Linked DNA regions of Homo sapiens: region 1 is linked to region 2. Evidence: read pairs that join two places in POLR2A ChIA-PET (ENCODE). Cell type or tissue: Caco-2. All regions are shown on one strand. Links, peaks and the distances in the headings refer to the core of each region. The heading gives the core; the rest is flanking DNA. Region 1 overlaps NR6A1 (nuclear receptor subfamily 6 group A member 1). Region 2 overlaps NR6A1 (nuclear receptor subfamily 6 group A member 1).

Region 1 (12,361 bases), core at 2,104-10,103, 90 kb before region 2:
TATAATTAGCTAGTGTTTCACACCTTAATTTGCTGACTGGTGATACTCAGAAGTTTATTTAAGTTTCTGTCATGGTAAATTTACAATTTTATAGTCAAAATATCAAAAAGGAAAAAGATCAGTGACATTTTAATCTCTCATGATAGCCAGTCACAATTTGAGGAATCAGTGATCATTTTCTTTTTGTCAAATGCCTTTTTGTCAAATGTGTGGTGGTGCACACCTGTAGTCTCAGCTACTTGGGAGGCTGAAGTAGGAGGGTTGCTTGGGTCCTAGAGGTCAAGGCTGCAGTGAGCCATGATCGTGCCACTGCACCCCAGCCTGGGCTACAGAAGCAAGACCTTGTTTAAAAAGCAAACAAAACGCCTATTTGGAGAAGAGCTTGTCAACTGGAACTTTCTCTTGTATGAAATAAGATTCCTAGACTTAGAGCCATTTGCTGATTACTTGCCATAAAGTAGATGATTTACATATATTCACCAAATCTCATGACAATTGAATGTGATGGTTATTTTTATCCTCATTCCAAGACATGGGTTTGGAGTAGTTAATTTGATAATAGCAAATCTGGGATTTGAATCTAATTCTAATTCATACCCATACCCTCGCCGCCCCCATTTTTTTTTTTTTTTTGAGATGGAGTCTCGCTCTGTTGTCCAGGCTGGAGTGCAGTGATGTGATCTGGGCTCACTGCAACCTCTGCCTCCCAGGTTCAAGCATTTCTCCTGCCTCAGCCTCCTGAGTAGCTGGGCTTATAGGCACCTGCCACCACCAAAATTAGCCCAGCTAATTTTTGTATTTTTGTATTTTTTTTTTTTTTAGATGGAGTCTTGCTTCGTTGTCTGGGCTGGAGTGCAGTGGGGTGATCCTGGCTCACTGCAACCTCCGCCTCCCGGGTTCAAATGATTCTCTTGCCTCAGCCCCCCGAGTAGCTAGGACTACAGCATGCGCCACCACGCCTGGCTAATTTTTGTATTTTTAGTAGAGATGGGGTTTCACTATGTTGGCCAAGCTGGTCTCAAACTCCTGACCTCGTGATCCTCCCGCCTTGGCCTCCCAAAGTGCTGGGATTACAGGTGTGAGCCGCTGCACCCGGCCCAATTTTTGTATTTTTAGTAGGGATGGGGTTTTACCATGTTGGTCAGGGTGGTCTTGAACTCCTGACCTCAGGTGATCCACCTGCCTCAGCCTCCCCAAATGCTGGGATTACAGGCGTGAGCGATTGTGCCCGGCCCCCGTGTCCTTTTTTCAGTACGCATTTATCTTCCTAGTTAAACTGAGGCAAGTGAATATAACCTTTGCAGTAACATTTCAGATTGCTTGTGTGCACACTGACTTGGTGATATCATCTTAGGAACCAATCTGTTTCTTGTCTCTCTTTTCCTTTTGAAAGCAATTTAAGTCACCATACAAAGACCCTGGATTTCTCAGAAAATTTCCTGGATTTCTCAGAAAATTTCCTGATCTGTTTAATATGTTGTATTCTGTGCGACAGGTGGGTTTGGGGGTATGTTTGTTTATTTATGAAGCTTAAGAGCCTGCTTTTCTTTTTGTTTTGTTTTGTTTTGAGACAGAGTCTTGCTCTGTTGCCCAGGCTGGAGTACAGTGGCGCGATCTCCGCTCACTGCAACCTCCGCCTCCCAGGTTAAAGCTATTCTCTTGCCTCAGCCTCCTGAGTAGCTGTGACTACAGGTGTGCACCACCACGCCAGACTAATTTTTGTATTTTTAGTAGAAACGGGGTTTTACTATGTTGGCCAGGCTGGTCTTGAACTCCTGGCCTCGTGATCTGCCCACCTCAGTCTCCCAAAGTGCTGGAATTACAGGCGTGAGCTACCACGCCCCGCCTAATTTTTGTATTTCTAGTAGAGATGGCGTTTTACCATGTTGGTCAGGCTGGTCTAGGACCCCTGACCTCAGGTGATCCACCGCGCCCAGCCTCTTTTTTTTGGTTTTTGAGAAGGAGTCTTGCTCTTTCCCCCAGGCTGGAGTGCAGTGGCATAATCTCGGCTCACTACAACCTCTGCCTCTGTGTTCAAGCGATTCTTCTGCCTCAGCCTCCCAAGTAGCTGGTATTACAGGTGTGCACTGCCATGCCAGGCTAATTTTTGTCTTTTTAGTAGAGATGGGGTTTCACCATTTTTGCCATGCTGGTCTCGAACTCCTGACCTCAAGTGATCCACCCACCTTGGCCTCCCAAAGTGTTGGGATTACAGGTGTGAGCCACTGCGCCCGGCCAAGATTCTGCTTTCTGCTGAACAACTCTGATTGCCTTTGAGTTGAATCTAATTGAATAAATCCAATTTAACGTACATTTGGGGTTACATCTAGCAGTGGTTTGGGTTCTTCTAGCTAAGAATCATTTTGCCAGCTAGATGTGGTTGCTGAGAATCTGGGCAAAACTCTGCTTGACAATAGTAGCTAGCTGTGGCCATTTCATTGCCTTGTGGTCAGTAGGTATGTGGTTTGTAGGTAAGATTAACATTGTTCTCCATATATCTTCAAGGCTCCTGCATTAGTGATGATCTGTAAATCCAGAGACAACATAATAGCAGTGGTCTCAGGACTAGGTCGAGGGAATGTAGATGTAATTACTGAATTTTATAATCAGGATCTTTGTGACCCTTGGAGGATTTTTTTTAGTGTGAATATAGAGTCTTTCCTCAGGAAGTAGCAAACATCTGGAATCACCACATCAAGCACTTTACAGGCTGAAAATGTAAAAGTTCAAGAACCACAGCAAGTAACCAAAGTGACATTAGTGATATTAGGGTTCCATCCCAGGTCTTTGAGGATGATGCCATGAATGGTTTAATAGTAACTCTGCTATAATCTACACTTTGCTTCCATAGACACAGCACTGAATTGGATGGACCCTAGAGATTAGTTAGTAGCAGCTTACATATATAGAGGTCTTACTTTGTCAAGTACTGTGCAAAGCCTTTATATTCACTGTGTCATTTAATTCTTTATTTTTTGAGACCTGGTCTCACTCTGTTGCCCAGGCTGGAGTGTAGTGGCACGATCATGGCTCACTGCATCCTCGACCTCCTAAGCTCAGGTGATCTCTACCTCAGCCTCCCAAGTAGGTGGGATTACAGGCATACACCACCACACCTGGCTAACTTTTGTATTTTTTTGGTAGAGATAGGGTTTCACCATGTTGCCCAGGCTGGTCTCCGACTCCTGGGCTCAAGCGATCCTCCTGCTTCGGCTTCCCAAAGTGCTGGGATTACAGGCATGCACCACTGTACCTGGTCTCATTTAATTCTTTTGACATCCCCATAAGGTAGGTGCTGTTGTTGATCCCAATTTACAACAAAGTTAGGGTCAATTCTCCTTGGATCATGTGGCCTTTGAATAGAAGTCTGCAAAGAAAAATCAGGGTGCCATTAACAGAAGTGGGGAGTGGTTGCTAGGCAGATAAAAGCAATAGATGTCCATCTTAAATATTTTACTTAGTATTTTCTTTGTTTTTGAGTCACCCTCTATTTTTGTTTGATCATTTACTTGAGTTCACAACAATGGGCACTTTCAGAAGGTACATTAGGCTTTGTCCTTTTTTGAGACTTCTAGTATAGTCCGTTCATTTAATGTCCAAAGTAGTCTGAGGCCCAGAATAGGGAGTCATATAACTAAAGGTGGCTTGAGTTAGAACCTAGGAGAGGTCTAACCTTCCCATTGTACCAGCCTGCTTTCCTGTACTTTTGTCCCGTTTTTGAGTCAATTTACATGAAGTGAATGCTTATTCTCAGTTTCACTTCTGGCATGATGTTCAACATTCAATCCGTGTGTAGTGATGAATTATTTTCTCATTGCCTGGTACTATGGTCTGAATGTTTGTGATCCCCCTGAATTCACATATTGAAATCCTAACCTCCAAGGTGATGGTATTAGCATGGGGGCCTTTTGGGAGGTGATTGTTCCATTATAAGAGAGACCCTAAAGAGCTCATTCTACCATGTGAGAACAGTGATAAGGTACCATCTGTGAACCATAAAATGGGCTCTCACTAGACACCAAATCTACCAGCATCTTGATCTTGGACTTCACGGCTCCAGAACTGTGAGACTTACTTTATGATATTTTATTATAGCAGTCTGAATGGACTAAGACACCTGGCATCTCTCCATGGCTTTTCTGATTCCCATTGCCTTTATGTAGAGGGGTTTAAAGCTGGTCTGAGATCAGCCACTTTAAGCAGCTTCTAAATTCTGGTATTTCAGATCCAGTCTCCTCATTTAGACTTTACACACACTATTCAGACTAGACTTAAGATTTCCTGATTCTATGACTTTCTTCCCTAGACTGATCTAGAGGCAGGGTTGTGTGTTCTGTTTAGTTGATCCTGCATTTCAGCACCTTCCATAATGTGTCCACAACTGTTCTGGCCAGAAGCAGCTCTGCAGATGGATAAGGCACAGTCAGTCCCTAGCCTTGAAGATTTCACTGTCTAGTGGAAGAAGCAGGTATTTAAACTATTCCTTTATTGTTTGGTGAATGCTGGTGAGGCCTCTTTTGTTTTCCATATTTCATTGTTGTGATATTGGAACTGAATCTTAAAGGATGAGTCATTTTTACCAAATGGAGGAGGAGGAGGACTCACAGAAAGGCAAGAAAGAATGTGGCATGTTTGGTGTGGTCAGAACAGCCCAGAATTGCAAAGGACTTTAAAAGTTGTGATGTTTAAGCTGGGCTTTCTGTAATCCCAGCACTTTGGGAGGCGAAGGTGGTCAGATCACTTGAGGTCAGGAGTTTGAGACCAGCCTGGCCAACAGGATGAAACCTGTCTCTACTAGAAATACAAAAATTAGCTGGGCATGGTGGCAGGTGCCTGTAATCCCAGCTGCTCAGGAGACTGAGGCAGGAGAATCGCTTGAAACCAGGAGGCGCGGAGGTTGCAGTGAGCTGAGATTGCATCACTGCACTCTAGCCTGGGCGATAGAGCAAAACTCCGTATCAAACAAAAACAAAGTCGTAGTGTTTAAGCAGTTGGCCTGCTGCATGAATCTCATTTCTCCCATATGACGGCTAGTTGTTGGTCTGGCTTTTGGTCACCCAGTTTTGACAGAAGTTACTTTCATACCCCTCTAGTCCTAATTTTGCTTCTTTTTTTTGTTTTATTTTTTGAGACAGCGTCTCGCTCTGTTGCCCAGGCTGGAGTGCAATGGTTCAATCTCGGCTCACTGCAACCTCCACCTCCCAGACTCGAAAGATTCTCCTGCCTCAGCCTCCCGATTAGCTGGGATTGCAGCCAAGCACCATCATGCCTGGCTAATTTTTGTATTTTTAATAGAGACAGGGTTTCACCCTGTTGGCCAGGCTGGTCTTGAATTCCTGGCCTCAAGTGATCAGCTCGTTTTGGCCTCCCAGAGTGCTGGGATTACAGGCATGAGCCACTGCACCCGGCACCAAGATCCGATATTTCTGAATTTACTGGTGAAATACTACAGTTGTTTACTGAACAGCTACTCCGTGCTAGGCTTGTGAGAGGTAATGGGGTTAAAGCTGTAAAACAAGGCAGGTCGGATCCCCGCCCTCATGGAACAGTCTCATTGTGGTCAGACGCTGAACAAGTAGTTCCTTGTTGATGAGTGCTAGAAGCAAGCACAGGTGTTAGAGATAATTATAAACAGGAATTTGACCTTGTGTGTGAGACAAGGGTGAAAGAGGCAAGAGAAAACTTTTCTGAGGAAATATTTAAACTGAGGAAGAGTAGAAAGCAAACAGAAGAAAGTATGCAGCCATTTCAGGAAAAACAAAACCTTTCATCAACGATGTATAGAGGACGTACTATGTTTGCCATTCCTTGTGCTTGATTTATCTCTCCAGTGTGTTAGTTATATACCAGCCAGACAAATATAGCTCATACTTTTTGGGTCTGAGCATATGAAATGTGAAGTGTGCTCTGAGAGGTATTTATTCCAACCTGAATAGCATACTTATTAATGGAAAAATTGCTTTCATTTGTTTGTGTAGGTAAAATTCTTCAGCATTTGTGAAAAATTTACATGATATTACACTGTCTGATATTGTTGTTAATATTTTACATACTTTGCTTTCTTTTGGAAAAGAATTAGCAGTGTTAAATAGAATATGACAGGTATTAAATGAATTGTAATTTTCCTGTGAATTTTTATTCCAACGGACATTGCCATGATAACTCATAATTACTTGTGCTGTTGTATATTGAGCTCCTACTGTGTGGCAAGGCCTATGGTAAGCATTTTATTTTGGTAACTTGTTTAATCCTCATTACAATTCTGTGGTAAATGCTATTATCTGTTTTTATATTGAAGGGATGAAATGGAGGCTCAGAGGGATATGTAGTAGCTAAATGTTAGAGCTAGGATTGAAACCCAAATTGACTTCTGAGTATAGATTTCCCCCCAACTGTATGATACTTCATATTTGGAGTCAGCTTGAAGTAATTCACAAATTGTAATTTTTTTTCCTATTGTTTTCTCTTTAGGTTTCTGTCAGGATGAATTGGCAGAGCTTGACCCAGGCACTAGTAAGTTCTCAATGTTACCCAATATTCTTTGGTAAGAAAAGGATGTGTGTGTACACTTTTAAGTGAATAACTTAAGGTGTCATTGATAAGCCTTACTTTATTGACTCTCAGATTTTATTTCACTTTAATTTGTAATTATAGGAAGGGCACTCTGTCTTTTCTAGTTATGCTTTCTTCTGATATTATTCAGTGGCCAGGATCTATCTGTTTAATAGAAAGTTGGTTTGCTGAAAATTTCTGTTTAACACCAGTCTCCTTGCTTTGTTCTCCATCCTTCCATGAAACCAACAAAAATAAAAATTGTACTTTGAAGCCAGGCGTGGTGGCTGACGCCTGTAATCCCAGCACTTTGGGAGGCTGAGGCGGGTGGATCACCTGAAGTCAGAAGTTCAAGACCAGCTTGGCCAACATAGTGAAACCCTGTCTCTACCAAAAATACAAAAATCAGCCGGGCGTGGTGGCGGGTGCCTGTAGTCCCAGCTACTCGGGAGGCTGAGGCTGAAGAATCGCTTGAACCCGGGAAGTAGAGGTTGCAGTGAGCCAAGAACATGCCATTGCACTCCAGCCTGGGTGACAAGAGCAAAACTCCACCTCAAAAAAAAAAAAAAAATTCGTACTTGCATTTATGCACATGGACAACTGTATACTCACAAACACTTCTAAAGTATTGATAGTTTTGAAATAATTTCTTTAAAAGAAGCATTTTGCTTAGTTTAGAAATTATAATTGATAACCTTTGTAGTACAGTTTAATTTTCATTTACGGTCTTATGGTTAAGATATGAGAGTTACCATTTCAAGGTCTAATTAAATGATGCTTTTCAGGACTATGTGAGTCTTCATCATAGATAATCATTTGCATTTCCAGTTCTTCCTAAATGTGGTGGCGTGCACCATTCTGGGACACATAGTCATAATGGTTAGAAATAGGACATGGGAGTATCCAGTGTATACAGACCTTATTTTGCTATAATGCCGAAAGGTCAAATGATAATTTAGATTGAGATTCCATGAGATGGTCTAGAGTTATTTTTCTGATTGTAGTACTTTGTTACGGCTGGCTCTTTGCCACCAGTCTGCTGTTGAGATCAGTGATAAAGCTTACCTTTCCATCATCGTGAAGCTGATTCAAGCTCTGAGGTGGTGGACCTTCTCACATATTCGCCTCTGCCCTCCTTATTAGTATAAATGTCCATGTTGCAACTAATACTTATTAATTTTTAGGCAAAATAGTTCTCATGATGCTTATCAAACACCAGGGAAATATATTTGTCTTTTTAAAAGTTGTAAATTTCAGAATCAGTTTTGTATTAGATAGTATAGCCCCAGTATACCAGCAGCTATAGGTGTATATAGTACGGTTGACCCTTAAACAATGTGGGGGTTAGGGATGACAACCCCCTGCACAGTTGAAAGTCCACTTATAACTTTTGACTCCTCAAAAACTTTATTAATAACTTACTGTTGACTAGAAGCCTGGCCGATAACATAATCAGTAGATTAACATAATTTTGTATGTTATATGTATTATATTCTATATTGTTACAATAAAGTACACTAGAGAAGAGAACATGTTGTTAAGAAAGTCATAAGGAAGACAAAATATATTTACTCTTCATTAATAGAAGTGAATCATCGTTAAGGTCTTCATCCTCACCACCTTCATGCTGAAGGAGGAGAAAGAGGGGTTGGTCTTGCTCTTGAGTGGCAGAGGTGAAAGAGGTAGAGGAGGTGAAAGGGGAGGCAGGAGAGGCAGGCACACCTGGTATAACTTTTATTGAAAAAAGTCTGCGTAGAAGTGGACCTGTGTAGTTGAAACGTGTTATTCGAGGTCCAGCTGTGTTTTCTGTTCTCTTATGAGTAGCCTTTGCTTAGGGGAGGAAAAGATAAATTCAGTTATTTTTCTGGAGTCATGGTCCTTTCTTTTTTTTTTTTTTTCGAGATGGAGTTTCGCTCTGTCACCCAGGCTGGAGTGCAGTGGCACGATGTCAGCTCACTGCAACCTCTGACTCCCGGGTTCAAGTGATTCTTCTGCATCAGCCTCCGGAGTAGCTGGGACTACAGGCGTGCGCAACCATGGCTGGCTAATTTTTGTATTTTTAGTAGAGACGGGGTTTCACCATATTGGTCAGGTTTGTCTCAAACTCCTGACCTTGTGATCCGCCTGCCTTGGCCTCCCAAAGTGCTAGGATTACAGGCGTGAACCACTGCACCTGGCCATGGTCCTTTCTTAGAAGCATTTTTGAACACTAGGAAGGACATTGAGATGCCCTGTAACCTTTCAGACAACTACACATAAAACATGCTAGATAGTTGATAACTCAGTTTGTTAAGCACTGAGTGTTCTCTCTGCTCCACACCCAGTTCTCTAGACTCTAGGGATACACAGATAAATAAGTATAGCTCTTGTTCTTGTATGTTATCAGTGTGTTAGGAAATATTTGAAAGGACATTTTATAAACCTCTAGTTTAGCATTTAGTACCCAAATGTATTCTCTTTTTCTGCACCTAGTAGCAATTGAAAATGGTTAATGCCCATTTTCTGAGAAAGGTCCTTGATATTCTCAGAAAAATTATTGTTGAATTCTTCTTTCTGGGTTAAGTAATACCAGCTCATTAAACATTTCTTCATAAAATTCCTAGCTAGATATGGCAATTTATAGACCTCTCTATTCCATGAGAATGAACAGACATTGAGACATAATTTTATACATCAGTATAGAATAGGAGTCACCAAAAAAAAAAAAAAAAAAGACTAAAAAATTGTACTTACTGGCAGGGCATGATGGCTCATGCCTGTAATTCCAGCACTTTGGGAGGCCAAAGCGGGAGGATCATTTGAGCCCAGGATCAGGAGTTTGAGACCAGCCTGGGCAACATAGGGAGCCCCGTCTCTGCAAAGAAAATTTAAAAATTATCCAGGTGTGGTGGCATGTGCTTGTGGTCCCACCTACTTGAGAAGGTGAGGTGGGAGGATTGCTTAAGGAGGAGGAGGCTGCAGTTGAGCCATGATCACACCACTGCATTCCAGCCTAGGTGACACAGAGCAAGACCCTGTCTCAAAAACAAACCAAAAAATTTGTACTTAGCGTATGTGGGTAATATTCTCAGTAATTTCTATATTGGGAAGTTAGTAGTAGTTTAATCTTTCTCTTTGAAGAAATACATAAGGATCTGATTATTCTAGAAATAATTAGGCCAGGCGTGGTGGCTCACGCCTGTAATCCCAGCACTTCGGGAGGCTGAGGCAGGCGGATCACCCGAGGTCAGGAGTTCAAGACCAGCCTGACCAATATTGAGAAACCCCATCTCTACTAAAAAAACAAAATTAGCTGGGTTGTGGTGGCGCATGCCTGTAATCCCAGCTACTCGGGAGGCTGAGGCAGGAGAATTGCTTGAACCTGGGAGGTGGAGGTTGCGGTAAGCCGAGATCGTGCCATTGCACTCCAGCCTGGGCAACAAGAGCGAGACTCCGTCTCAAAAAAAAAAAAAAAAAATTAGACAAAATAAAATTTTATTTCAGTTTGTACCAGTTTTGGGGTTCAAATGAGCATGTTCAGCCCTACCAAGTGATAGGAAGCATCAAGACTGAGATGGGCTATGTGTGTTGTGTTAAATTGGCTGTGGTTTTTGATACTGCATATTCTGGGAATTCTGACTGGGAAAGAATAACATCTCCTATGTTAATTCCATTTGACTTTTGTTTATTTAATTTAATTTTTTTTGAGACAGGGTCTTACTCTTTTGTCCAAGCTGTAGTGCAGTGGCATAGTCATGGCTCACTGCAGTCTTGACCTCATGGGCTCAGGTGATCCTTCCACCTCAGTTTCCTGAGTAGCTGTGACTACATGTGCACACCACATGCCTGGCTAACTTTTGTATTTTTTTTCTCTTTCAAATATTTTTTATTGAAATGATAAAAAAAAGAACAGTGATCATTTTAACCGAACTTTTACTTTACAAATATAAAAATATAATCAAAACTTGTTTCTTTCATACATTTTCCATAAACATACCAGAAAAGTTCTCATAGCCAAACTGTAAATGATGCTTATATACTATGATGTGAACACAATAAACAAAAATTTAAATTTCCAAATACGTGACCTTTCCCTCAATAGAACAGCATAATCAATATATCTTCCCAACTTATCTCTATTTTTATGATACGATCCATCACTAAAATAGAAAATACACCTAAACTGGCTTAATCTAGACTTATCTAGGTTTTAGTAAGTTTTTTTCCCACTAAACAAGCTTAATAAATATAATACAAGCTAATATTAAAATGTGTTTTATGGCTCAAGTCAAATTACAATATTAAGTTTCTCATCACGTATTTGAACAACAAAGGCAAACTGCTTGAAATGAGTCCAGTTTAACCCAAATAATCAGTGATGGATAACAAGTGGAGTAAGTATAAGAAAATCAAATCTTATGCTACAGAAAGGTGACTTATACTACAGTCAACAACCACTAAGCCTTCTTTGGCAATGAAACATACAAAATTGCAAACTCTGAAGCAGTCTTAGTGATTGGTGCATACTCTTCCAAACCCTGTGAACTAGTAAAAACATTAAGTTTGAGGATGGAAAAACTACCCCAAGCATTTTCTCTCAAGTGACTGAGCAAGTACTTTATTTATTTATTTATTTATTTATTTATTTATTTTTTGAGGCGGAGTCTCGCTCTGTCACCCAGGCTAGAGTGCAGTGGTGCCATCTCGGCTCACTGCAAACTCTGCCTCCCGGGTTCAAGCGATTCTCCTGCCTCAGCCTCCCGAGTAGCTGGGATTACAGGCGCCTGCCACTGCGCCCAGCTAATTTTTCTGTTTTTTAGTAGAGATGGGGTTTCACCATCTTGGCCACGCTGGTCTTGAACTCCTGACCTCATGATCCACCTGCCTCAGCCTCCCAAAGTGCTTGGATTACAGGCGTGAGCCACCGTGCCTGGCCGCAAGTACTTTAAAAATGAAGTCATGGCTGGGCGCGGTGGCTCATGCCTGTAATCCCAGCATTTTGGGAGGCCAAGGTGGGTGGATCACGAGGTCAGGAGATCCAGACCATCCCAGCTAACACAGTGAAACCCCGTCTCTACTAAAAATACAAAAAAAAATTAGCCAGGTGTGGTGGTAGGCACCTGTAGTCCCAGATACTCGGGAGGCTGAGGCAGGAGAATGGTGTGAACCCGGGAGGCAGAGCTTGCAGTGAGCTGAGATCATGCCACTGCACTCCAGCCTGGGTGACAGAGTGAGACTATGTCTCAAGAAAAAAATAAATAAATACAAAAATAAAAATAAAAATAAAAAATAAAAATGAAGTCATTAGGCCAGGCATGGTGGCTCATACCTGTAATCCTAGTACTGTGGGAGGCTGAGGTGGGCAGATCATGAGGTCAGGAGATCGAGACCATCCTGGCTAACATGGTGAAACCCCGTCTCTACTAAAATGCAAAAAATAAACTGGCCATGGTGGCACATGCCTATAATCTCAGTTACTTGGGAGGCTGAGGCAGGAGAATCGCTTGAACCTGGGAGGCAGAGGTTGCAGTGAACCAAGATCGTGCCACTGCACTCCAGCCTGGGTGACAGAGCGAGACCCTGTATTAAAAATAAATAAATAAATAAAGTCATTAAAAAGCGGAGAGCATAAGAGTCACAATATTTAAGAAAGCGAATTTTAAGCCAATTGCTTGCTGGCCTGCTGAATTTGAAGTACTTCTATCTCTCACTTCTGATTAAACATGGAAGAAAACAGACTGGCTAATTTGGTTATACTTTGTCCAAATACAATGTTAACGTAATGGAACCCTTAAATATCCAAAATAATAACTGAATGCTAGTTATAATA
Region 2 (12,361 bases), core at 2,733-10,732:
GGGATTTTATTCTTTTTTATGGCTGAATAATACTCCATTGTGTACTTATGCACATTTTATTTATCCGCTCATTTGGTGATGGACCCTTAGGTTGATTTCATGTCTGATATCTTGGCTGTTGTGAATAGTGGTGCAATAAACATGAGAGTGCAGATATCTCTTTGATATACGGATTTCCTTTCTTTTGGAAATATAGCCAGCAGTAGGATTGCTGGATCATATGGTAGTTCTATTTTTAGTTATTTGAGGAACTTCCATACTGTTTTCCATAATGGGTGAACTAATTTACATTCCCATCAACAGTGTAGAAGTGTTCCCCTTTTCTCTGCATCCTCACCAGCACCAGTCTTTTTTATAATAGCCATTTTAATGGGGTGAGATAATATCTTGTAGTTTTGATTTTTATTCCTTCAATGATTAATGATGTTGAGTATTTTTAAAAATATATCTGTTAGCCATTTGTGTGTCTGCTTTTGAGAAATGTCTCTTCATCTTTTTTTCCCATTTTAAAATTGGATTATTTGGAGCTTTTTGCTATTGAGTTCCGTGTATATTTAGTTATTCATCTCTTGTCAGTGGGATAATTTGCAAATATTTTCTCCCATTCTTTAGGTTATCTCTTTATTTTGTCGGTTGTTTTCTTTGCTATGCAGAAGCTTTTTAGCTTGATATAACCCCATTTGTCAATTTCTGCTTTTGTTGCCTGTGCTTTTGAGGTCTAACTCAAAGAATCTTTGCCAGACCCGTGTCCTGAAGCATTTCCCCAGTGTTTTCTTGTAGTAGTAGTGTAGTCTCAGGTCTTACATATAAGTCTTCAACCCATTTTGATTTGATTTTTTTATGTAGTAAGAGAACAGGATCTAGTTTCTTTCTTCTGCATATGGACATCTCGCTTTCCCAGTGCCATTTATTGGAGTGACTGTCCTTTTGCCAATGAATGTTCTTGATGCCTTTATTGAAAATGATTTGACTGTAAATGTGTGGATTTATTCTGGGTTCTCTATTCTGTTCCATCGGTCTATGTGTCTTTTTTTTTTTTTTTTTTTTTTGTGCCAGTACCACACTTTCTTACTATAGCTTTGGTAGTATATTTTGAAGTCAGGTAGTGTGATACCTCCACCTGTGTTCTTTTAGTTCAGGATTGCTTTGGCTATTTGGGGTCTTTTGAGGTTTCATATGAATTTTAGGATTTTTCTATTTCTGCGAAGAATGTCATTGGTATTTTGATAGGAATTGCATTTTATCTGTAGATCTCTTTGGATAGTGTGGATATTTTAACAATATCCTTTCACTTTATGAACATGGGATGTCTTTCCTTTTTTGTGTGTAATCCCACAATTTCATCAGTGTTTTATAGTTTTCATTGTCGAGATCTTTCACTTTTTTGGTTAATTCTATTTCTAGGTATTTTATTTTTTATTTTTTAGAGCTTTTGTAAGTGGGATTGCTTTCCTGATTTTGTTTTCTTATTGTTTGCTGTTGGCATATAGAAATGCTACCGATTTTTGTATGTTGATTTTGTATCCTACAGCATTACTTATTTTGTTTCTGAGTTCTAATGCCTTTTTTTTTTTTAGCAGTATCTTTAGGTTTTCCAAATAAAAGATCATGTCTGCAAACAAGGACAGTTTGACTTCTTCTTTTACAGTTTGGCTGCCCTTTATTTCTTTCTCTTGTCTAATTTTAATTGCTCTGGCTTATACATTCAGTACTATTTGAATAAAAGGATGAAAGTCGGCATTCATGTTCCAGGCTTTCAGTTTACCCCCATCCAGTATGATGCCAGCTGTGAGTTTGTCATGGATATGTGGTCTTTATTGTATTTTAAGGTATGTTCCTTCTATACACAGTTTTTGAGTTTTTATTATGAAGTGGTATTGAATTTTATTAAATACTTTTTAGCATCTTTTAAAATGATCACATGTATTTTATTTATTTATTTATTTTGGTAGAGATGGGGTCTCGCTATGTTGCCCAGGCTGGTCTCGAACTCCTGGACTCGAGCAGTCCTCCTGTGTTGGCCACCCAAAGTGCTGGATTACAGGCGTGTGGTGGATTACAACCACTATGTCTCACCTGGTTTTTGTTCTTGATTCTGTTAATGTAACATATCCTGTTTATGGATTTGTATATGTTGAATTATCCTTGCATCCCTGGGATGAATCCCACTTGATCATGGTGAATGATTTTTTTTAATGTGTTGCTGAATTCAGTTTGCCTAGTATTCTATTGAGGATTTTTGCATCTGTGTTCATCAGAGATACTAGCCTGTAGTTTCTGTTGTTGTTGTGTCTTTGGCTTTGGTATCAGGGTAAGGATGGCCTTTTAGAATGAGTTTGGAAGTGTTCCTCTTCAATTTTTTGGAATAGTTTTGCATACCATTGGTATTAGTTCTTTAAGTGTTTCATATAATTCAGCAGCAAAACCATCATGTCCTGGGCTTTTCTTTGATGGGAAACTTTTTATTACTGCCTCTTTCTTGCTACTCATTATTGTTCTGTTAAGGTTTTCTATTTCTTTTTTCTTTTCTTTCTTTCTTTCTTTTTTTTTTTTTTTTTGAGACGGTCTCACTCTGTTGCCCAGGCTGGAGTGTAGTGGCATGATCTCGGCTCACTGCAACCTCCGATTCCCAGGTTCAAGTGATTCCCCTGCCTCAGCTTCTGAGTAGCTGGGATTACAGGCATGTGCCACCACGCCCAGCTAATTTTTGTATTTTTAGTACAGATGGGGTTTCACCATGTTGGCCAGGCTGGTCTCGAACTCCTGACCTCACGTGATGCACCCACCTCAGCCTCCCAGTGTATTGGGATTACAGGCGTGAACCACTGCGGCCGGCCCCCATTTCTTTATGTTTTAATCTTGGTAGGTTGTGTATGTCCATTTCTTTTAGATTTTCCAAGTTATTGGCATGTAGTTAGTTGTTCATAATAGTCTCTAATGATGCTTTGTATTTCTGAAATGTCTCCCTTTTCATCTCTGATTTGGGTCTTTATTTGAAACTTCTCTCTTTTTTTTCTTAGTCTAGCTAACAATTGGTCAATTTTGTTTATCTATTTAAAAAACCAGGGCCAGGCACTGTGGCTCATGCCTGTAATCTCAATGCTTTGGGAGGCCAAGGTAGGAGGATCACTTGAGACCAGGAGTTTGGGACCAGTCTGGGCTACAACATAGTGAGACCTTGTCTCTACAAAAATAAAATAATTAGCCAGTTCTGGTGGTGTGAGCCTGTAGTCCTAGCTACTGGGAAGACAGAGGCAGGAAGATCATTTGAGCCCAGGAGTTTGAGGTTACGGTGAGCTATGATCACAGCACTGCACTTCAGCCTGGGCAACAGAGTGAGATTCTATCTGTTAAAAAATTTAAAAACTCCACACCCACAACTTTTTGTTTTGGTAAGTTATTAATTGTTAATTCAATTTCTTTAATACCTGTAGGCCTATTTAGATTGTCTCTATTTTTTTGTATGTGTTTTGGCAGATTGTGCCTTTCAAAGAATTGGTTTGTTTCATCTAGGTCAAGCCTGTCCAACCCACAACCCAGGATGGCTTTGAATGTGGCCCAACACAAGTTCGTAAACTTTCTTAAAACATGAAATTTTTTGCATTTTTTTTAAAGCTCATTAGCTATTGTTAGTGTTAGTGTTAGTGTTAGGTATTTTATGTGTGGCCTAAGACACTTATTCTTCCAATGTGGCCCAGGGAAGCTTAAAGATTGGACACCTCTGATCTAGGTTATCAAATTTGTGGACATAGACTTATTCATTCATTATATTCCTTTATTTTCCTTTTAATGTCTATAGGATCCATAGTGAGGTCCCCTATTTCATTTTTTTGAGCTTTATTGAGGTACGATTGACAGACACTGTTTTATTTCTGATACTAGTAATTTGTGTCCTCTTTCTTTTTTCGTTAGTTAGCCTTGCTAGAGGCTTATGGATTTTATTGATCTTTTCAAAGAACCAGCTTTTGTTGATTTTTGGTTTTGTTAATTTTCTTTATTGCTTCCCTGTTCTTAATTTCATCGATTTCTGCTCTAATTTTTATTATTTCTTTTCTTCTGCCTACTTTGGGTTTAATTTTGTCTTTTTCTAGCTTCCTAAGGTGGAAGCTTGGTTTTAGGTTGTCTTTTCTAACATATGCATTCAGTGCTGTAACTTTCCTCCAAGCACTACTTTCATTGCATCCCACAAATTTTGATGAATTATATTTTTATTTTTATTTAGTTCAAAATATTTTTCTCTTGAGATGACTTCTTTGACCCATGTTTTTATTTAGAATTGTATTGTTTAATCTTTATGTATTTGAGATGTTCCAGATATCTTTCTGTTATGCTAGTTTAATTCCATTGTGGTCTGAGAGCAAACATTGTACGATTTCTATTATTCTAAATTTGTTAAGATGTGGTTTATGGGCCAGAATGTGGTCTGTTTTGGTAAATGTTTCATGTCAACTTGAGAAGAATGTGAAATCTGCTGCTATTGAATTGGATGAAGTATTCTATAGGTGTCAGTTATATCCAAAAGATTGGTAGTGCTGTTGAGTTCAACATGTTTTTAATGAATTTCTGCCTTCTGGATCTGTCCATTTTTGATAGAGGGTGGATTTATCTGTTTTTTTCTTGTAGTTCTATCAGGTTTTGCTTCAGGTATTTTGACATTCTGTTACTAGGTGCATACACATTAGGATTGTTATGTCTTCTTAGAGTATTGACTCCTTTATCATTAGTAATGCCCCTCTTTCTCCTGATAACTTTCCTCACTCTAAAGTCTGCTCTGTCTGAAATTAGCATAGCTGCTTCCACTTTCTTTCAGTTGGTGTTAGGATGGTATGTATTTCTCCATCCCTTCATTTTTATTCTTTATGTGTCTTTCTACTTAAAGTAGGTTTCTTGTAGACAACATATAGTTGGGTCTTGTTTCCTGATTCACTCTAACAATCTGCCTTTTAATTGGTACATTTAAACCATTGATGTTCAAAGTGATTACTGATGTAGTTGATTAATACCTGCTATATATTTATTGTTTTTTGTTGTCCTTGTTCTCTTTTTCTCTTCTACACATTTCCTGTGTTTTGTGTTTTTTTGTTTCTTTTGTGGTTTTAATTGAGCATTTTATGTGTTTCCATTTTCTCTCATTTCTTAGTATAACAATTGTACTTTTAAAAGTTTTTTAGTTGTTTCACTAGAGATTGCAGTATATATTTATAACCAATCCAAGTCTATTTTGCTGTCATTCATTTTGTTTCCGTTAGGATTTGCACTTGATGTTGTACGTTCAATGTGTTTTGGCAAATGTGTAATGACATGACTTGGAATTTTTATGTGGAGGTTTAGTGTGCATTCCTGAATATTGGAATTTGGAGAACATCGGTTTCATGAATACCACAAAACAGAATATTCCTGGAAAATCTGAAGTACAGTCGTTGTATGTAGATGCCTCAGGTCAGTTCCAATGCTAATTTGCTTTGGCTAGTGCTTGGAGGGTCCTTGGGGTACACACTGTTTCATAGGTAAAGGGCAGGGATGCAGTCTTATTTGTTCAGGTAGCTTGACAAAGGCTGTAAAAACTGTCATAGAGACCAGTAGGGGCTGGAGAATGTAGAATCAGGTAGATCTGGCTTCTCCGTTGTGCAGCTGGAATTTAGACACTATCAGTTTGGATACAACTTTTTCCCTTTTACCAATGTCTCTAAAATATGTGGCACATATTAAAAGCTTAGAAAGTGACTTAATTGGCTGGGCACAGTGGCTCACACCTGTAATTCCAGCACTTTGGGAAGCTGAGGCGGGCGGATCACCTGAGGTCAGGAGTTCGAGACCAGCCTGGCCAACATGGTGAAACCCTGTCTCTACTAAAAATACAAAAAGTTAGCCGGGGTAGTGGCGCATGCCTGTAATCCCAGCTACTTGGGAGGCTGAGGCAGGAAAATTGCTTGAACCCAGGAGACGTAGGTTGACTGCACTCCAGCATGGCAATAGAGCGAAACCATGTCTCAAAAAAAAAAAAAAAAAAAGAAGACTTAATCTTCAAGAGGATCAGTATACACCTCTTCTTCAGTTGTCTGGTGAAAGGATGGAAAATTAGGCCAGGCGCGGTGGCTCACGCCTGTAATCCCAGCACTTTGGGAGGCCGAGGTGGGTGGATCACAACGAGGTCAAGAGATCAAGGCCATCCTGGCCAATATAGTGAAACCCTGTCTCTACCAAAAATACAAAAATTAGCAGGGCATGGTGGCGCGTGCCTGTAATCCCAGCTACTTGGGAGGTTGAAGCTGGAGAATCGCTTGAACCCAGGAGGTGGAGGTTGTAGTGAGCCAGTATCGCGCCACTGCACCCCAGCCTGGTGACAGAGTGAGACTCCGTCTCAAAAAACAAAAACAAAAAAACCCAGAAAGGATGGAAAATTAAAAGCATCTTTTACTATGTACAAATTTATAGTGATTTTTAAAATATATTTAATTTTTTCTGATTTTAAAAAAATGAAAAGAGTACCCTTTCTCTCTCTCTCTCTTTTTTTTTTTTTTTGTTTTTTTGAGATGGGATCTCACTCTTTGCCCAGGCCAGGGTGCAGTGGTGCCTCAGACTCCTGGGCTCATGGGCTCAAGCAATCCTTCCATGTCAGCCTCCTAAGTAGCTAGAACTTAACAGATGTGTACCACCACACCTGGCTTTTTTTTTTTTTTTTGAGATTGGGTCTCGCTCTGTTGCCAGGCTAGCATGCAGTGGTGCGGAATCTTGGCTCACTGCTCCCTTCGTCTCTTGGGCTCCAGCAATCCTCCCACCTCAACCTCCCGAGTACCTGGGACTACAGGTGCACGTCATCAGCCTGGCTAATTTTTGTATTTTTGGTAGAAATGGGGTTTCATCATGTTGCCCAGGCTGGTCTTGAACTCCTGGGCTCAAGTGATCCACCCGCCTCAGCCTCTCAGAGTGCTGGGATTACAGGTGTGAGACACCATGCCTGGCCTGGCAAAATTTTAAAATATTTCATAGAGACAGGGTCTCACTATGTTGCCCAGGCTGGTCTTGGCTCCTGGCCTCAAGTATCTTCCCGCCTCAGCCTCTGAAAGTGATGGTATTACAGGTGTGAGCCACTGTGCCCAGCCCCGTTTTCTTTGATTTTTAAAGGTAATATATATTCATTGTCAGTCATGTCTTTTAGCTTGTTTTTGTTCCCCCCCCCCACCCGAGGGCTTTATAGTTAAGGCATGTAACTGGTACTCACTTGAGAGGTGCTAGATAAAGCTAAAATCATAAAAAGCTCAAGAGACATGAAGAATGATTTTGGCCTTTGAGACCTACACCAATCGTTCTTTCTGGATCCAGGCCACAATTCTTAATATCTTTCAAATATTTCCATCCACCTGACCCTCTGGTTCTTCAAGCCTGCCCACTTTCTTATCTTTCTTATTTCTTTAGTAGGACTAGACACACAGAATTAAAGCTGTGGTCTCCCCTGCTACCTCCCTCTCTCATGGCTTCCACATCTAACCAGCCAATTTGGTCATCTCACTCTACACGTTGTCTTTTATATTTCTGTCTTCATCACCAAATGACCACCTTCTCCCTCCACCACCCTGCCCCACAGTTATTTTTTAAAGCTTGCCTCCATTGGTCACTTTATATGCCAGAAACAGTGTTACATGGCTCTCAACTGGGGTTGATTTGGCAATATGAAGACATTTTTTGGTTGTCACGACAGGGGATAGAAAAGAATTGTTATTGGTGTCTAGTAAGTAGAGGCCAGGGATTCTGCTAAATATTTTATAATGCATAAAACAGTTGCCCATTAAAAAAAATTATTTCACCTGAAAGGTGAATAGTGTAGAAGTTGAGAAATTATGTTAAGCATTTCATATGTTATTTTGTTCTGACAGCAACCATTTACATGGGTCTTACCATCCCCATTTTATAGATAATAAATAAAAGACAAAGTTTCTGGGCGCAGTGCCTCACGCCTGTAATCCCAGCACTTTGGGAGGCCAAGGTGGGCGGATCACCCGAGGTCAGGAGTTCGAGACCAGCCTGGCCAACATGGCAAAACCCCATCTCTACTAAAAATACAAAAATTAGCTGGGCGTGGTGGTGTGCGCTTGTAATCCCAGCTACCCGGGAGGCTGAGGCAGGAGAATTGGCTTGAACCCAGGAGGCAGAGGTTGCAGTGAGCTGAGATCGCGCCACTGCAGTCCGGCCTAGGTGACAGAGCAAGACTTGACTGTCTCAAAAGAAAAAAAAAAGAAGCACACAAACTCACTCAGCTGTTAAGTGGTAGTGATAGAGCCAAGTTCAAACTTAGAGCCTGAGCTTATATTGGGCCATGATAGGCAACCTAAACGTAACTCAGGCCTGTATGTTTTACCTGTACTATTACAGTGAGCTCCTATCTGATCCCTTTGCCTCTTGTCTCTCCATTTAACCCTGTCTTAAGCACAGAATAAGGCTCTAATTATGCTGCATAATATGTTAACAATCTTTTACTGCATATAGAGCGTAGCTTTAGTTTCCCAGCCTGGCATTTATTTAAGCCAAGGACACTGCAGTCAGTTCCTGACCTACCTTCCCAACTAATTTCCCACAGCTCTCCCCTCTCTCTTTTTTTGAAACAGGGTCTCACTGTGTTGCACAGGCTGGAGCAGTCATAGCTCACTGCAGCCTCGAACTCCAGGGCTGAAGCAATCCTCCTGCCTCAGCCTCCCAAGCTGGGACTACAGGCATGCAACACCATGCTTGGCTAGTTTTTATTTTTTGTAGAGATGGAGTCTTACTATGTTTCCCAGGCTGGTCTCAAACTCCTGAGCTCAAGCAGTCTTCCTGCCTTGGCCTCCTAAGTGCTAGGATTAAAGGTATGATCCACCATTCCTGGCCTCTTCTTTTCAAAGTTCCTAACACATACTTTCTTTTCCTTCTTTTCTTTTTTTTTTTTTTTGAGACAGATTTTCACTCTTTTTGCCCAGGCTGGAGTGCAATGGGGTGATCTCGGCTCACGGCAACCTCTGCCTCCTGGGTTCAAGCAATTCTCCTGCCTCATCCTCCCAAGTAGCTGGGATTACAGGCATGCACCACCATGCTCAGCTAATTTTTTTATTTTTATTTTTTAGTAGAGACAGGGTTTTGCCATGTTGGCCAGGCTGGTCTCGAACTCCTGACCTCAGGTGATCTGTCTGCCTTGGCCTCCCAAAGTGCTGGGATTACAGGTGTGAGACACTGCACCCGGCGACTTTGTGTTTTATTTATTATCTATAAAATGGGGGTGGTAAGACCCATGTAAATGGTTGCTGTCAGAACAAAATAACATATGAAATGCTTAACATAATTCAGTTTCTTAACTTCTTATTTTAGCTTGTCTATAGGGACTGCTGTTGTAATTTAAAAGGTTATTTTGAATGAAGGCAAAAGGGTAATCAAGCCCATTTATAGAATTAGGGATCACAAAGTAAAGTGATCTTACATTTTTATTTAAAATACTCTGTGTGTATTGCTACAAAAAATACAAAAATTAGCTGGGTGTGGTGGTGCATGCCTGTAATCCTGCTTGGGTGCTGGCAAGGAGAGAGAGATGTATATGTGTGTAAAAAAGATTGGACTGGGGGTGGTAAACTCTAGCTCATGCTTTGTAATCCTAGTGCTTTGGGAGGCCAAAGCAGGATTGCTTGAGGCCAGTAATTCAAGACTAGCCTGGGCAACACAGCGAGACCCCATGGCTACAAAAAATTTTAAAAGTAGTCAGGCATAGTGGCATACTCCTGTAGCCCTAGCCACTTGGGAGGCTGAGGTAGGAACATTGCTTGAGCCCATGAGTTCATGGTTACAGTGAGCTACGATCACTCCACTGCATTCTAGCCTGGGTGACATGAGAACCTTCCTCTAAAAACAAAACCAAAATAACACAGAATAAAAGTTAGCATCCTTCAGTACCAAACATTTGTGGAAAATACCATATACAAACATCCCTTTTATTCAAAAGATCTTAAGGTAAAGCATTTGATGAAAGAAAGGAATGTTCTAAGGTTATCTTTCCTGAGTAATAGGTAGCAGAATCTGAAGAGCATTAGGAGATTCCCTCTAAATCCTAAAAATATCTTTCTTAAACCTAGTTTGCAACTGGCTGAATTCCATCTCAGAATTTCATTCCTCTGGATTAAGATAATTGTTTTCAAAGTGTGTTCTGCAGGACCCTAGGACGCCATGGATGTTCTTCAGCGCTTCCATATGTTTTTTCTCAAATTTCCACTTAATTTCTTTTTATGCATTTTAAAAATGGAAATAAACTGAACACCCAGAGGTGTTACATATCAAATTTTAAAACATGGGTTCATCAACACATTACCCTGTATGACAGGGTGTTTTGTACAGCCCTGCTATCTAAGTGAAAAATGTTCTAATGTTGTATATACTAATTGTTTCTGCTGCTGCTTCCTTTCTCTCTTTAACACACTCCAGTGAGGCTTCTGAACTCACCATACTATTGAAACAACTTGGTCAAGGTGACCACAGACCTCTGCATTGCTAAAATGTGTTTAAATTCTCAGTGCTCATCTTACTCAGCCTCTCAGCAGCATTTGATAATTGATCCATTTGCCCTCCTCCTTGAAAGACTCTTCCCTTGCCTTTCAGAATGTTGCTCTCTGTTGGTCCTCTTCTTACCTCACTGGCTACTCCTTTGCTAATTCTTTCTGAGGTTAGCTCTCCTACTGTCCCTGTCTACACTGAACCAGACAGTAGAGAGGTTAAGAACATTTACTTGACATACTTGATAGGGCTAAGTTTGAGATTTGGTTCTTTTGGTAACTAGCCATGAGACCTTGAGCAAAGTAAACCAGCCTCATTTAGTCTTTGGCCTCATTTGTAAAATCGGGATGCTGTCTATGTCTAGCTCACAGAGGATTGCTGGGCTTCAGTAAGAGTTTACATGTAAAGTGCTTAGCATAGGACCTGGCACACTGTGAGTGCTCAGTAAACGTTAGTGACCTCGTTATTGTTGGCATGTTCTTTCTCCATTTTAAAAATACACACCCCTGCATTTTTAATTGTATGAGCTATGGAGTCAGAATTCTTGGATTTAAATCCTTAGCTCCACCACTAACTAGTTGTATTAACTTAAGCAGATTACCTATCCAGCATGTACTTACTTCAGTTTCGGTTATCTAGAAATATAATAGTACTTGTTCCATAGAGTTTGTTTAAGGATTAAATAAGAATATAGGTAAAACACCTAGACTAGGTCCGGCCCATAAGTGCTCAATTGTGTTAACTATTATGGCTACTCTTCTAGCACTTTCTGCTTACCTGTGTTATACTTACCTATGTACTTGTAGCTCCCTTTTTAGAAAATCAGCTTCCCGTAAAGACAAGGATTATACTATATTCATTCTTGTATCTTGAATAGTATGGCAAAACTTAGTTGGATAATTATATTTCACTTAAGGGCTTTCACAAGCATCACCTTATTTGAGCCTCACAAAAATCCTATGAGGTAAACAGTGCTAGTAATTGTCTGCATAAGTAGGAAAGGTAGGTTGCATGCCTATCATGTTGTAGTCATTGGGTCTTCCTTCTCATTATTTATTCCATTTTAACTTTCATAACTATTGTGAAAGGTGGTACTTAGCATTTCATTTTAAATGTAAGAAACCTGAGGCTCAGAAAGCTTAAGTAATATGACCAAATTCAAGCAGCCCATGATCTTCAGAGCCTGAATGCATATTTTTACAAAGCATTGCACTAGTGAATTTTGGTCAGGTGTCAGATTTGATGATACACAAGCCACAATCTTGTTCTGTTCCTGTCTTTGCTTTGGGAACTCTGTCTACCTTGTCTCCTGAAATAGCTATTGATGTCAAATGCTGTAGTAATGTCAGGAGAGAGAAAACCGTCAGTAAAAGACCATAGGAAAAATTGGTCTTAGATTTCTTATTATTTCTGTGTTTTAGAGACTGCTAAGAAAAAGTAAGTAGATGAGCCTATCCAGTCTGATGCCTATGCCAGCGATTTCAAAGGGTCCTTGAACTTTTTTTTTTTTTTTAAACACCAAAGAGACAGATGTCTCACTCTACCCAGGTTGGAGTGCAGTGGTGTGATCATAGCTCACTGTAACATCAAACTCCTAGGCTCAAGCAATCCTTCTGCTTTAGCCTCCTGAGTAGCTAGGACTACAGGTACACAAGCCACCACACCCAGCTAATTTTTAAATTTTAATTTTTTGTAGAGATGGGATCTCACTGTATTGTCCAGGCTGGTCCAGAACTCCTGGACTCAGGCTATCCTCCTCCTGCCTAAGCCTCCCACAGTGCTGGGATTACAAGCATGAGCTATCATGCGCAGCCCCATTTAACATTTTTATACCACCCAATTAGTTTGGAGTTCC

What was found. Peaks named below come from ENCODE experiments on the same cell type or tissue, not always from the same donor. Only the 100,000 strongest peaks of a DNase experiment are listed, where the experiment ranks them.
Region 1: POLR2A ChIA-PET joins it to region 2 with 10 read pairs; 7 of 35 experiments call an interaction of 5 or more read pairs at or near these places.

The regions. Positions count from the first base shown.
Region 1 is chr9:124,727,460-124,739,820 of GRCh38, reverse strand. It overlaps NR6A1 (nuclear receptor subfamily 6 group A member 1), which reads left to right. Exons shown (of 10, transcript NM_033334.4): 2 at 6,472-6,513. LOC124902269 (a long non-coding RNA gene) reads left to right here and starts at 12,084. Exons shown (of 2, transcript XR_007061772.1): 1 at 12,084-12,361. RefSeq lists enhancers at 4,572-5,103, 10,906-11,405, 11,406-11,907. In Caco-2, for the core only: no CTCF peak of the experiment used is centred there; a DNase peak (open chromatin) is centred at 5,530; H3K4me3 peaks cover 339 bases.
Region 2 is chr9:124,637,922-124,650,282 of GRCh38, reverse strand. All of the region lies in intron 2 of NR6A1 (nuclear receptor subfamily 6 group A member 1), which reads left to right. Among named protein-coding and RNA genes, the nearest start is that of MIR181A2HG, 14 kb to the left of the region's middle. In Caco-2, for the core only: no CTCF peak of the experiment used is centred there; no DNase peak of the experiment used is centred there.